Regions from separate parts of the Mus musculus genome. Here region 2 is linked to region 1. A link is a loop called in an ENCODE intact Hi-C map of the cell type or tissue named here. Cell type or tissue: heart. All regions are shown on one strand. Links, peaks and the distances in the headings refer to the core of each region. The heading gives the core; the rest is flanking DNA.

The links. Peaks named below come from ENCODE experiments on the same cell type or tissue, not always from the same donor. Only the 100,000 strongest peaks of a DNase experiment are listed, where the experiment ranks them.
Region 2: it touches region 1 in a loop (5-fold over the local background); 1 of 42 quality-filtered maps calls a loop at or near these places.

What each region holds. Positions count from the first base shown.
Region 1 is chr6:72,563,459-72,569,074 of GRCm38, reverse strand. Elmod3 (ELMO/CED-12 domain containing 3) reads left to right here. Exons shown (of 12, transcript NM_001253692.1): 11 at 133-260; 12 at 2,212-3,153. The coding sequence ends at 2,414. Among named protein-coding and RNA genes, the nearest start is that of Capg, 17 kb to the right of the region's middle. In heart, for the core only: CTCF peaks have their summits at 1,463 (motif pointing left) and 2,828 (motif pointing right); DNase peaks (open chromatin) are centred at 1,494 and 2,784; H3K4me3 peaks cover 287 bases; H3K27ac peaks cover 434 bases.
Region 2 is chr6:72,404,648-72,410,263 of GRCm38, reverse strand. No RefSeq gene overlaps it. Among named protein-coding and RNA genes, the nearest start is that of Ggcx, 6.9 kb to the left of the region's middle. In heart, for the core only: a CTCF peak has its summit at 2,961 (motif pointing left); a DNase peak (open chromatin) is centred at 2,943.

The DNA of each region.
Region 1 (5,616 bases), core at 477-4,476:
GGGTGGAGAGGGGTGGGGCGGGGAGGGGTGGTGGCTTGGAGGCTTCCTGAGGTGACCAGGTAGGCCAGGGAGGAGGGCACTGGTGTGTCGGGTTCATGTGTGGCTAAGCAAGTCACCTCCTCTGTCCTGTAGGGAGTGTAATCGGCGGCAGAAGGTCATCCCGGTGGTGAACAGCTTCTACGCGGCTACTTTCCTTCATCTGGCTCGCGTGTGGAGGACCCAGCAGAAGACTATTTTAGACTCAGGCTTTGTCCTCAAAGGTTGGCACTTCCTCCTGTGTCCAGGGCCAAGGATCCCAGGGTAGAACTACTGTCCTCCCCGACTCCCTCAGAACACCATGGGGCCTTCTCCATTCTCTGCGACCCCTCCTGCCTCCCTGTCCACCACACTCTTTTGTTTCCTCACTTGCTTGTTTGTTGATTGTGTGTTGAAGCAGGATCAATCTATGAGATCTTGGCTGGCCTGGAACTTGCTGTGTAGACCATATTGGCCTCGAACTTATGACAGTCCCTCTCCCTCTGCTTCCCGAATACAAAGATTACAGACATGCACCACCGTGCCAGGCTGCGGCTATGCCTGGTGGCCGTATGCGTCTGATGATTGCTTTTTATCACAGTTACTTTTGTTTAGGTTTCTGAGATGGAGTCTGTCACTGTAACCAGGTGACAGTCCTGCATCCACCTTCCTTGTGTTGGGATTACAGTCTGAGCCATCATGCATGGCTCTTGATGATCACATCACACAACAACAAAAACCTCTCATCTTCTGAACCAAAAATGTAGCTTGCTCGGCAGAGTGCAGGCAGAGCTCTGTGAGTTCAAGGCCAGCCTGGTCTACGTGAGTTTCAGACAAGCCAGGGCTACGTAGAGAAACTCTGTCTCATAAAACAACAACAGAACAGAACTGAAAGGCGGCTCAGTGGTTAAGACAGCCCGCTGCTCTCGCAGAGGACCCGGTTAGGTTCACAGCACCCATGGCCAGCAGCTCACCTCTGCCTGAAACTCTAGCTCCAGGGAGACTGCTACATCTCCGGCCTCTGCAGGCATCCACACTCACACCCACACACCCACAACCAGACTCATTTACAGACTTTAAGAAATAATAAAAATAAACCTTGAAAATATACCATCAATAAAAAGCTCAGGACGGGGCTATGGCTCCATTGTGAGGGCACCTGCCTGGCATTCAGGAGCCCCTGGCTCAACCCCAGAGATACATAAACTATGTGTGGTAGCCCAAGCTTGTAATCTCAGCAATCATTAGCCGCAGACCCAAAGGTAAAAGGTTAAAGGTCTACAGGAAAAGTGTCTCAAAACAAAATCAGAGCCAAGGAAGCCAGCGCTGGGGAGATGGCTCAGCAGTTAAGAGCACTGGCTGCTCTTCCAGAGGACTGGCTTCTAACACAGAAGCTCACAGCCATCTGTATAGCTCCAGTTCCAGGAGATCTGGTGCCCTCTTCTGACCTCCTCGGGCATCAGGCACACCTGTGGTACACAGCCATACACTCAAGCAAAACCTCATACATATAAAAATAAATAAAAATAGTACATATAAGCCGGGCGTGGTGGTGCACGCCTTTAATCCCAGCACTCGGGAGGCAGAGGCAGGCGGATTTCTGAGTTCGAGGCCAGCCTGGTCTACAGAGTGAGTTCCGGGACAGCCAGGGCTACACAGAGAAACTCTGTCTCAAAAAACAAACAAACAAACAAATAGTACATATAAAATAAATAAAAGTAATACATATAAAATAAATTTAAAATAAAATAAATAAATAAAAAATAAAAATAAAAAATAAAAACCTTAAACACTGAAGGCTGTGGAAGCCAAGGCCTGGTGGTTGGACTGATTCTGCAGAGTTGAATTCTGTGTCACAGCAAGGAAGTGGCCCCTGGGCGCTCTCTGGTTTTGCCATTTGGCCATCTTTGATGACTGTTCTATCTTTAAAGGACAGGGGTAGCAGCAGGATGTGGTGGCGCAGGCCTTTGATCCCAGCACTCAGAAGACAGAGGCAGGCAGATCTCTGTGAGTTCGAGGCCAGCCTGGTCTACAGAGTGAGTTCCTGTGTGGTCTGGGAAACACAGAGAAACCCTGTCTCAAAACACAAACAAGGGCAGGGTTTGGAGAGGTCCACACAGCCATTGCACTTGCTTCTGGATTTGAGTGCCACCCCAAGACCCTTAAGCCTTCATTCCCTGCTCTCCTCTGTTCCAGACTTGGAAGCGTTGGCCAAGAAGAGCCCAAAACGACTGCTCAAGACCCTGGATGACTACCTCGCCCAGGTGTCAAAGGGACAGACCTCCTTGTTGGAGGCACACAAGCGCCCTGGATCACAGGGACCTCACTCCAGGGATCTCACTTTCACAGGCGTGTGTGACCTGCAGTCTCACTCATTCGAGAGTGCAGGGTTGATCTGACCCACCACGGAGAGACCAGGACAGGCTGGGTCGCTGGGGCTCTCTGAACTAAAGAATCATGTCTGGGCCAAAGCCCTTCGTGCCCCTGCAGATGAGACTAGGAGGCTCCCGGGTGTGTGTAGTGACACCCACGCCCACATTTCTACATCAGCAGAGCACATTCAGGCAGCTAGAATTACCCCCCCATGCCGTCCTCCAAGCACGGAGTCTTCTGTCCTTCCCAGCTGGACTCCACTTCACAGGGTTGGACTCCTGATATCTCAGTGGAACTGAACAGAGCACAGGGCCAGACAGCCCTATCAGAATTGCCTACACGTCTGCACCTAGAGGCAGAGACCCTGGAAGCAACAGCCAAGATTCTGACTCCCAACAGCTGTCCCCAGTGTCTGTGGTTGGAATTGGAAGGACAGAGACAGCAATATCTTCAGCCATCAGGGGGCAGCACAACACAGAAAAAGTGACTGATAGGCAGGTCCTCTCTTCCTCCAGCCACCGATTTTTCAAGACACTTGTTTCCACCCTACCCTTCTCCTCTTTCCCCTCCCTCTCCTTTGCCCACCATTGTTTGTAATCTAGAAATGGGTACTCGGCTGGCTAGACTAGTCATTGAGCGTCCCACCCCCAACGCCCACAGGCTGGAGCGCCTATGGAGACCACTACCTATCTACCCTGGCTGAGAGGCAAAGGAAACTCACCCACCAGCAGTTTTAGAATAAAGGAATTGTTGTAATCTCTGGTATTTTCTTCCAAGATGAAGTTCTTTCAGGGCTGGCCTGTCCCCCACCCCCAACCCCCTGCTGTCTGAACACCGGACTGAGACAGGCAGATCCAAGTGCCTAGGGTTCAGTGGGGTTGCAGACCCCAGATTGGAGTCTTTTAACTACTCCGTGGCTACACACCACCTGAGCTCCCCAGCTGCACCTGCAGGCACAAAGATGTCTTTTTCTGTATCATTATTGGTTGTGTGTATGACACGGGGTGTGGGGCACACGCATGATAAAGCAAGCATGAGGAGGTCAAAGGCCAGCTTCGTGAAGTTGCTTCACTCCTAACACCTTTAAGTTCTAGGAATTCAAAGCCAGGTCATCAGGCTTCCGTGGTGGGCTCCTTACCTGTTCAGCCATCTTGCACACCCCGGCCTGGAGATTTCTTGCAAGCTCTGGCCAATAAGCACGGTGCTCTTGTTAAGGCTGACTGGTGTGGTGTCCACCCCAGGGGTCTCCTGCTTTTGCCTCTGGGCCTGGGCCTGGGCCTGGCTGTTGCTCCCTCACCCCAGACACACACACACACACACACACACACACACACACACCTGACCACCCCAGCCTCTCTCACACACACACACACACACCTGACCACCCCAGCCTCTCTCACACACACACCTGACCACCCCAGCCTCTCACACACACACACACACACACACACACACACACACACCTGACCACCCCAGACACACACACACACCTGACCACCCCAGACACACACACACACCTGACCACCCCAGACACACACACACACACCTGACCACCCCAGCCTCTCTCACACACACACCTGACCACCCCAGCCTCTCTCTCTCACACACACACACACACACACACACACACCTGACCACCCCAGACACACACACACACCTGACCACCCCAGACACACACACACACACACACCTGACCACCCCAGACACACACACACCTGACCACCCCAGACAGACACACACACCTGACCACCCCAGACAGACACACACCTACCACCCCAGACAGACACACACACCTGACCACCCCAGACACACACACACACACACACACACACACACACCCCTGACCACCCCAGACACACACACACATACACCTGACCACCCCAGACACACACACACACCTGACCACCCCAGACACACACACACACCTGACCACCCCAGACACACACACACACACACACACACACACACACACCTGACCACCCCAGACACACACACACACTCACACACACACACACACCTGACCACCCCAGAGCCTGGAGCCCCCTGTGCTCCTCCCATCTTCCCTTAAATGAAGCTCTAGAGGCCTGTGTCCATCTCTGCCTGTCTCTGGCCACTCCAAATCTGGTCCAGAGACAAGCAGGCCTCCCAGGGTGCTTGTGACATGCCCTGCAGTTGGCCTTCCGTCCTATCTACAGGGTCTCAATTATGCTTTATTACCACGCCACTTCCTCCAGCCCCCATGTTCACAGGCCAGCAGAGAGGCCAGGAAGGCAACTCAGTCCCGTGTCAGTTTGGTGCTTCCTTCCCTACCATCCGTCCCTTGCTAGAGCCTGCAAGGCTGAAAGAACAGGATCCCAGCATATCAGGGCCCAAGCCAGGTGGACCCTAGGAGCATCTGGCTGGAAGGGGCCAGCATCCCCAGCAGGAACCCTTCAACCAGATCAGGGTGCACATAGCTCCAGGATAACCCAGGAATCAGTTCTACTAATAGATTCACTTGAGAGTTGAGGTGGAGTTAGGAGACCTCTGATAGTGGTTGAAAAACTGTGTGCTTTTCTTGGGTGTAGCGGGGACAGCTATCCATGGAAGACCTTAAAGTACTCCATAAATCTAAAACTGTCAGAATTACTGAGTGGGTGTCAGCCTTTCTCTCTCCCTGGCACGTACTCCTGTGTGGCCAATCAGAGGCTGGAGGTCTCAGGGTCACCAAAGAGGGGGTCTTAAAGGAGTTTGCCTTCCCCTGCTTCTTAGCACAAAATCGGCAGGATGAATTTGATCAGCCTTCCCGGGTTTGTGTGGGCCAGAACAAGCCAGTGTGTGACAGCTCGGAAGCCACACTCAGGGTGGCTGCTGTCACCAAGACATCACACACTGTTGGGTGTTGAGGGGTACTCTTTGTGGCACATCCCCCCGCCCCTCTCTAGCTAGTTTATTTTGAGATAGGGTTCCATATCGCCTAGGCTGACTTTGGACTCGCTCTATAGCGAAGGCTGAATTCACAATCCCCCTGCCTCTGCCTCAGAAGTGTCAGGATTATAGACATCTCTTCTCCCTAGCACACGCACTCTGTCCTCTTTGTCAGGCCATACCACGCCATGAACAAAAAACAGAACAGGGCTGGGACCAGGGAGAGCAAGCAGCCAAGGGTCAGAAACAGGGCTGCTCCTGTATAAACTGGAGTTTTTCACATACACACACATGCATTCAGGGCCTCTCCCCTATAGAAGG
Region 2 (5,616 bases), core at 882-4,881, 160 kb after region 1:
TCTGCATGCCATGTGTGTGCAGGTGCCCACAGAGGGGCCAGAAGAGGGCAGCAGATCCCCTTTAGCTGGAGTTGCAATGGGTTGTGAGCCCTGGGATGTGTGCTAGGAAAAGACCTGTGTCTTCCAAAGAGCTGCAAGCTGTTTTGGCAGCTGAGCATCTCTCCTGGCCCTGTTTTGAAAAGCTTTGCATTGAGAATCTTTTTAAATGCCGGGCATGGTGGTGCATGCCTTTAATCCCAGCACTTGGGAGGCAGAGGGAGGCGGATTTCTGAGTTCGAGGCCAGCCTGGTCTACAAAGTGAGTTCCAGGACAGCCAGGGCTATACAGAGAAACCCTGTCTCGAAAAACAAAACAAAACAAACAACAACAACAACAAAAAAGAGTATCTTTTTAAATAAGTATCTAGGGATGGAGAGAAGAAAGCAACTCATGCATGTATGGTCTTGCTCTTGTAAAGAAACTGAGTTTAGTTACCAGGATCCCCACTAGGTGGCGCAGAACTGTCTTTAACTCCAGTTCCTGGGAGATTCCAGGTCTCTGGTCTCTGAAGGCACCTGCAATCATGCGCACATTTCCTCATACAGGCATATACACATAACTTTAAAATAATATAAAATACATTTCAAAAAAATATACATCAATGCTAACTGTGGTGGTGCAAGCAAGCCTGTAATCCCTACTCTCAGAAGGTGGAGGCCAAGACCAGACAAAACAAAGAAACAAAAACAAAAACCAACATTACATAGCATACAATATAGAAATGTGTGTTGATTTATTCAAATACAATTAAAAAGGTGCTCTGTGTTTAGGTAGATTACATCCATAACTCAGTAGCTCACTGGTCTCGCATGTGTGAGGCCTTGTGTTTCATCCATCAAGTACTCCAAATTTTTGTGGAAAATTAGTACATTTTTGACCCAGCCACTAGGTCCTCAAGAGTCAGGCCTCCTCGGAACCAGAGCACACGCTGAGACATGGCGAAGGCCGGTGAGAAGCACGGACTATGCCTCTGAAACGGATTAATGAGGAACCGAAGCCTGAGCTGCTCTGGGGCAGGGGGTTTCTGCCCAGCACTCCTCTGGCCCGGTGCCCTTCAGGTCCTGTTGATCTGTTTTCTTGACAAGCTACAATTAATGGGACATGGTGATAGTCCATATCAAAGTGTTATATTCTTTTTGATAATTCATTTCCCTATAGACTACCCCTTCTAATTACCTGAAGTTGCATTTATAACAAAACTCCATCAGGCTAGGTAATGATGGTACACACCTTTAGTCCTAGCACTTGGGAGACAGAGGCAGGAGGATCTCTATGAGTTCAAGGTCCTGAGTTCCAGGATAACCAGGGCTTCATGGGGAAATCCTGTCACCAATCAAACAAACAAATAAATAAACAGAAACAAAAACAGAAGTATCATTTGGGTAATCATAGTTATGGAGGCATTTGGCTCGACACTGTAAAGTCAGTGAGTTGGTGTTTTCTTTTTTTTTTTTAAAGGAATTCTTTTTTTTTTTTAAAGATTTATTTATTATTATATCTAAGTACACTGTAGCTGTCTTCAGACACACCAGAAGAGGGCATCAGATCTCATTACAGATGGTTGTGAGCCACCATGTGGTTGCTGGGATTTGAACTTCGGACCTTCGGAAGAGCAGTCGGTGCTCTTAACCACTGAGCCATCTCTCCAGCCCCCCCCCCTTTTTTTGTTTTGTTATTTTTTTAAAGATTTATTTATTATTACATGTAAGCACACTGTAGCTGTCCTCAGACACTCCAGAAGAGGGAGTCAGATCTCGTTACAGATGGTTGAGTTGGTGTTTTCTGTTTTAACTAATTTTTAAATGTGTGTATGTGTGTGTGTGTGTGTGTGCCTACAGATCCTGTGGAGCTGGATCACAGGCAGTTATCAGCTGCCCAGTGTGGTGCTGACACCTGAACTTGGCTTCTGGAAGAGCAGCAAGTGTGCTTAACCGCTGAGCCATCTCTCCAGCCCATTTCTGAAGTTCTTTAATCTTCCAGTTCACTGCTTTGTGATCCAAACCCAGATGACCCCTTAGAGACTGCAGGGATCTGTAAGGCAAACAGTTAAGTACATAGACTATTTCAAGAGTGGACTCAGAGGCATGCCATGTGGTAAGACCTTAAAGTTGGTATAACCTGAATTATAGGTGGGAATAACCTGTAGTACAGATGAAGTGAACTTTAAGTCATCATTCCTGTTTTAATCTTTTATCTGGCTGTTTTATCCAACCTCCTCTGTGTAAATTTTGCTTTTGTTAATCTCTGCCCATTCATTCACAAGACTCAGTTCTTCCAGCTTTGGAAAAAAGAGCTTTGAGGAACTGCAGAGAACAATTACCCAAGATTCAGAAGCAAACAAACCCACCCACCATTTTCTAAAAGGCAACAGAGGTGGCTGGAGAGACGTTGAGATCGCAGCACTCATCTCTTATCGTCTGCCGTCTCACGAGATGATCATGATTAGTGAGATCTCAGAAACACTTGCTGCTCTTATACAAGACCAGAATTTGGATCCGGGTGTCCCGATTTCCTGTAACAGCTCTAGGGAATGTCCTCTTCTGGCCTCCAAAGGTACCTGAATTCATATTTACACACACCCTTGAAAAATAAGACAAATCTTTTAAAAAATGGGATATGTGTGTCTGAGGTAAGACATCTGCAGAGCAAACAGCACCTGAGCTTGGATCCCTTACACTCAGATAAAAACCAGGCCTGGTTCTGAAGCTTTGAACCCTTGGCCTGAGGGGTAGAGAGAGACAGATGATAGCCTGGGCTCACAGAAATGAGCTAAGCAATTTTCAGCCCTGTCTCAAAGAGATCAGGTGGACTGGAGAGATGACTCAGTGGTTAAGGGCTCTTACTGCTCTTGCAGAAAACCAAGGTTTGGAGCAACCACATGGTGGCTCCCAACCATCCGTAACTCTAGTTCCAAGGCATCCTGACTCCCTCTTGTGGGCTCCCGGGGCACTGCATGCACCTGGTGCATGGACATATATGCAGGCAACACAAACACATAAAGTAAAAATAATAAATAGCCAAAGATGATAGCGCACATCTTTAATCCTAGCACTCGGGAGGCAGAGGCAGGTGGATTTCTGAGTTCGAGGCCAGCCTGGTCTACAAAGTGAGTTCCAGGACAGCCAGGGCTACACAGAGAAACCCTGTCTCAAAAAACCAAAAATTAAAAAAAAAAAAAAAAGACATTAGCCATTAACCTCCGGGATACACCTACATGCATACATGTGCACACACATATACCCACATGCATGCATGTGCACACACATACACACACTGGGACATGGGTTAGGTGGCCGATGTCTTCACTCTAACTTGGTTTTGAGATAAGCATTCCTCACTCCTCTGACAAGCTGAAGAACAAACCTGAGGTAGAAAGGGATGGATGCCCAGCGTCCATCAAAGGAAGCAGAATTCCTCCAACGCTACCCATTCCTCTCTAAGTCTTAGTGTTAGAGGCTTGTGGTTCCAGGATAACGTTTGTGCTCATAGCTGATGTATCTGGTGAATTAGTATTGAATTTATATCAGAGAACAGAAAATGCATTGTGCAATACATATCAATAAAAGAACACCCTGCTTTTATTCTACAGAGAATAGAAATTAGAAATCAAACATGTTTAGTGTTTCAAAATTGAGCCTCAAAATATTCGGTAATTTTCATTTAAATTGCTAAGAGACTCGATACTATTGGGTAACACATCTTCCAATACGTTGTGTCTTGGTTAGGTTTCTATTGCTGTGACAAGACGCCATGAACGAGAGCAACTTGGAGAAGAATGGGTTTATTTCATCTCCTAGTTCCACATCACAGTTCACCACTGAGTGAAGTCAGGCTGGGGACACAAGGTAGGATCTGAAGGACACGCCCTGAAGGAATGCTGTTTTCTGACTTGCTATCCTGTTTCCTCATACACCTCAGAATCACCTGCCTCGGGGTGGCACTGCCCACAGTGAGTGGGGCCCTCCCAGATCAATCATCAATCAAGAAAAATTCCCTCACAGGCTTGGACAAGTTGCTCTAGCTGGTATCAAGTTGACAAAAAAAAAAAAAAAAAAAAAAAAAAGCCTGCATACACTGCCTATTCTAGCACCTATTATACACAAATGGAGCAAAGTCAGTGGATCAGCTAAGAGCTCTGCTAGTACTTGGTTTATTTTTCTTCCATAGCCCTCCAAAAATACATTTCCCACAAAAACTCAGTGCTGTTATACATACAGTTCTGTTACATTTTTATTTAAACATAGCCACAGTCTTTTTCTCTCTTCCTTTAATTGAAAAATATGGTCTTCACTTCTCCCAGCTCCCCCCACCCCCAACCTCCCCTTTACCCAGATCCACTTCCCCCTCCAAGAGATGATAACCAAACAGGACAAAACAAAGTACAATAAGACCTGGCAAAAGCCCTTGTATTGACACTGGATAAGACAACATGATAGAAGAAAGAGTTTCAAGAGCAGGCAAGAGAGTTAGAGTTGAGACTGCTCCTACTGTTGAGAGTCTCATAAAAACACCAAGCCAACAGCCACACCATATAACATGCCGCAGAGGGCCTGGTGCAGGCTCATGCAGGCCCGTACTTGCCATTTTAGACTCTGAGCCCATGTGAGCCCTTCTTACTCGATTCCGTGGGCCATGTTTATTCTCTCTGCATAATGTCTGGCTGTGGTCTCTGCACCTGCTCCTGTCTGCTGTAAGAGGCAACTCTCTGATGACAACTGGACGAGGCACTGATCTATGAGAATAGCCAAATATCACCAGGAATCATTTCATTGATCTTCTTTTTTGGCCAGTCATATTTGATCCTACCCAAGGTTCTGGGCTATCCAAACCGTGTAAGGGATGGACTCCCTTTCCTAACACGAGCCTCAAGTTAAACCTAACACTGGCAGGCTCTCCCCCAAGTTCTATGCCACGGTTGTCCTGGCACATCTTGCAGGCAGGACAGGTTGAAGGTGGAGGGATTTGTGGCTGAGGTGGTGTCCAGGTTTCTCTTCCTGTAGCCTGCAGAGGACCTTCCTGTGCTAAAGTGACTAGAATGTAGGAGTGAAGGCTCCATGCCTGCACCAGCTTGACCTCTCGACATTCAATGAGCTGTGTAGACGTTGTCCTCGGCAATAGGGGCTCACTGTCAATTTTCAGAGAGAGACCCTCTGGTCAAGCATCAACCTGGGTTGTTTAGGGATCTCCACAAGAACTTGTTGGCCAACAACCAATCAAATGTAACACAATCCTGTCACTGGAAGCCTACCTGGCTCAAAAAAAAAAAAAAAAAAAATCTACCTACCTCTGTCTCCTGAGGGCTGGGATTAAAAACATGGGCCACGACGTCTGGCAAAAAAAAAAAAGTAATTTTTAAAATCAGCAATGGAGCCGGCATGGTGGCACACACCTTTAATCCCAGCACTTGGGAGGCAGAGGTAGGCGGATTTCTGAGTTCCAGGCCAACCTGGTCTACAAAGTGAGTTCCAGGACAGCCAGGGCTATACAGAGAAACCCTGTCTCAAAAAATAAAAAAAAAAAAAAACCAAAACAAACAAACAAACAAAAATGGCAATGGGTTGCATATGATAATCCTTG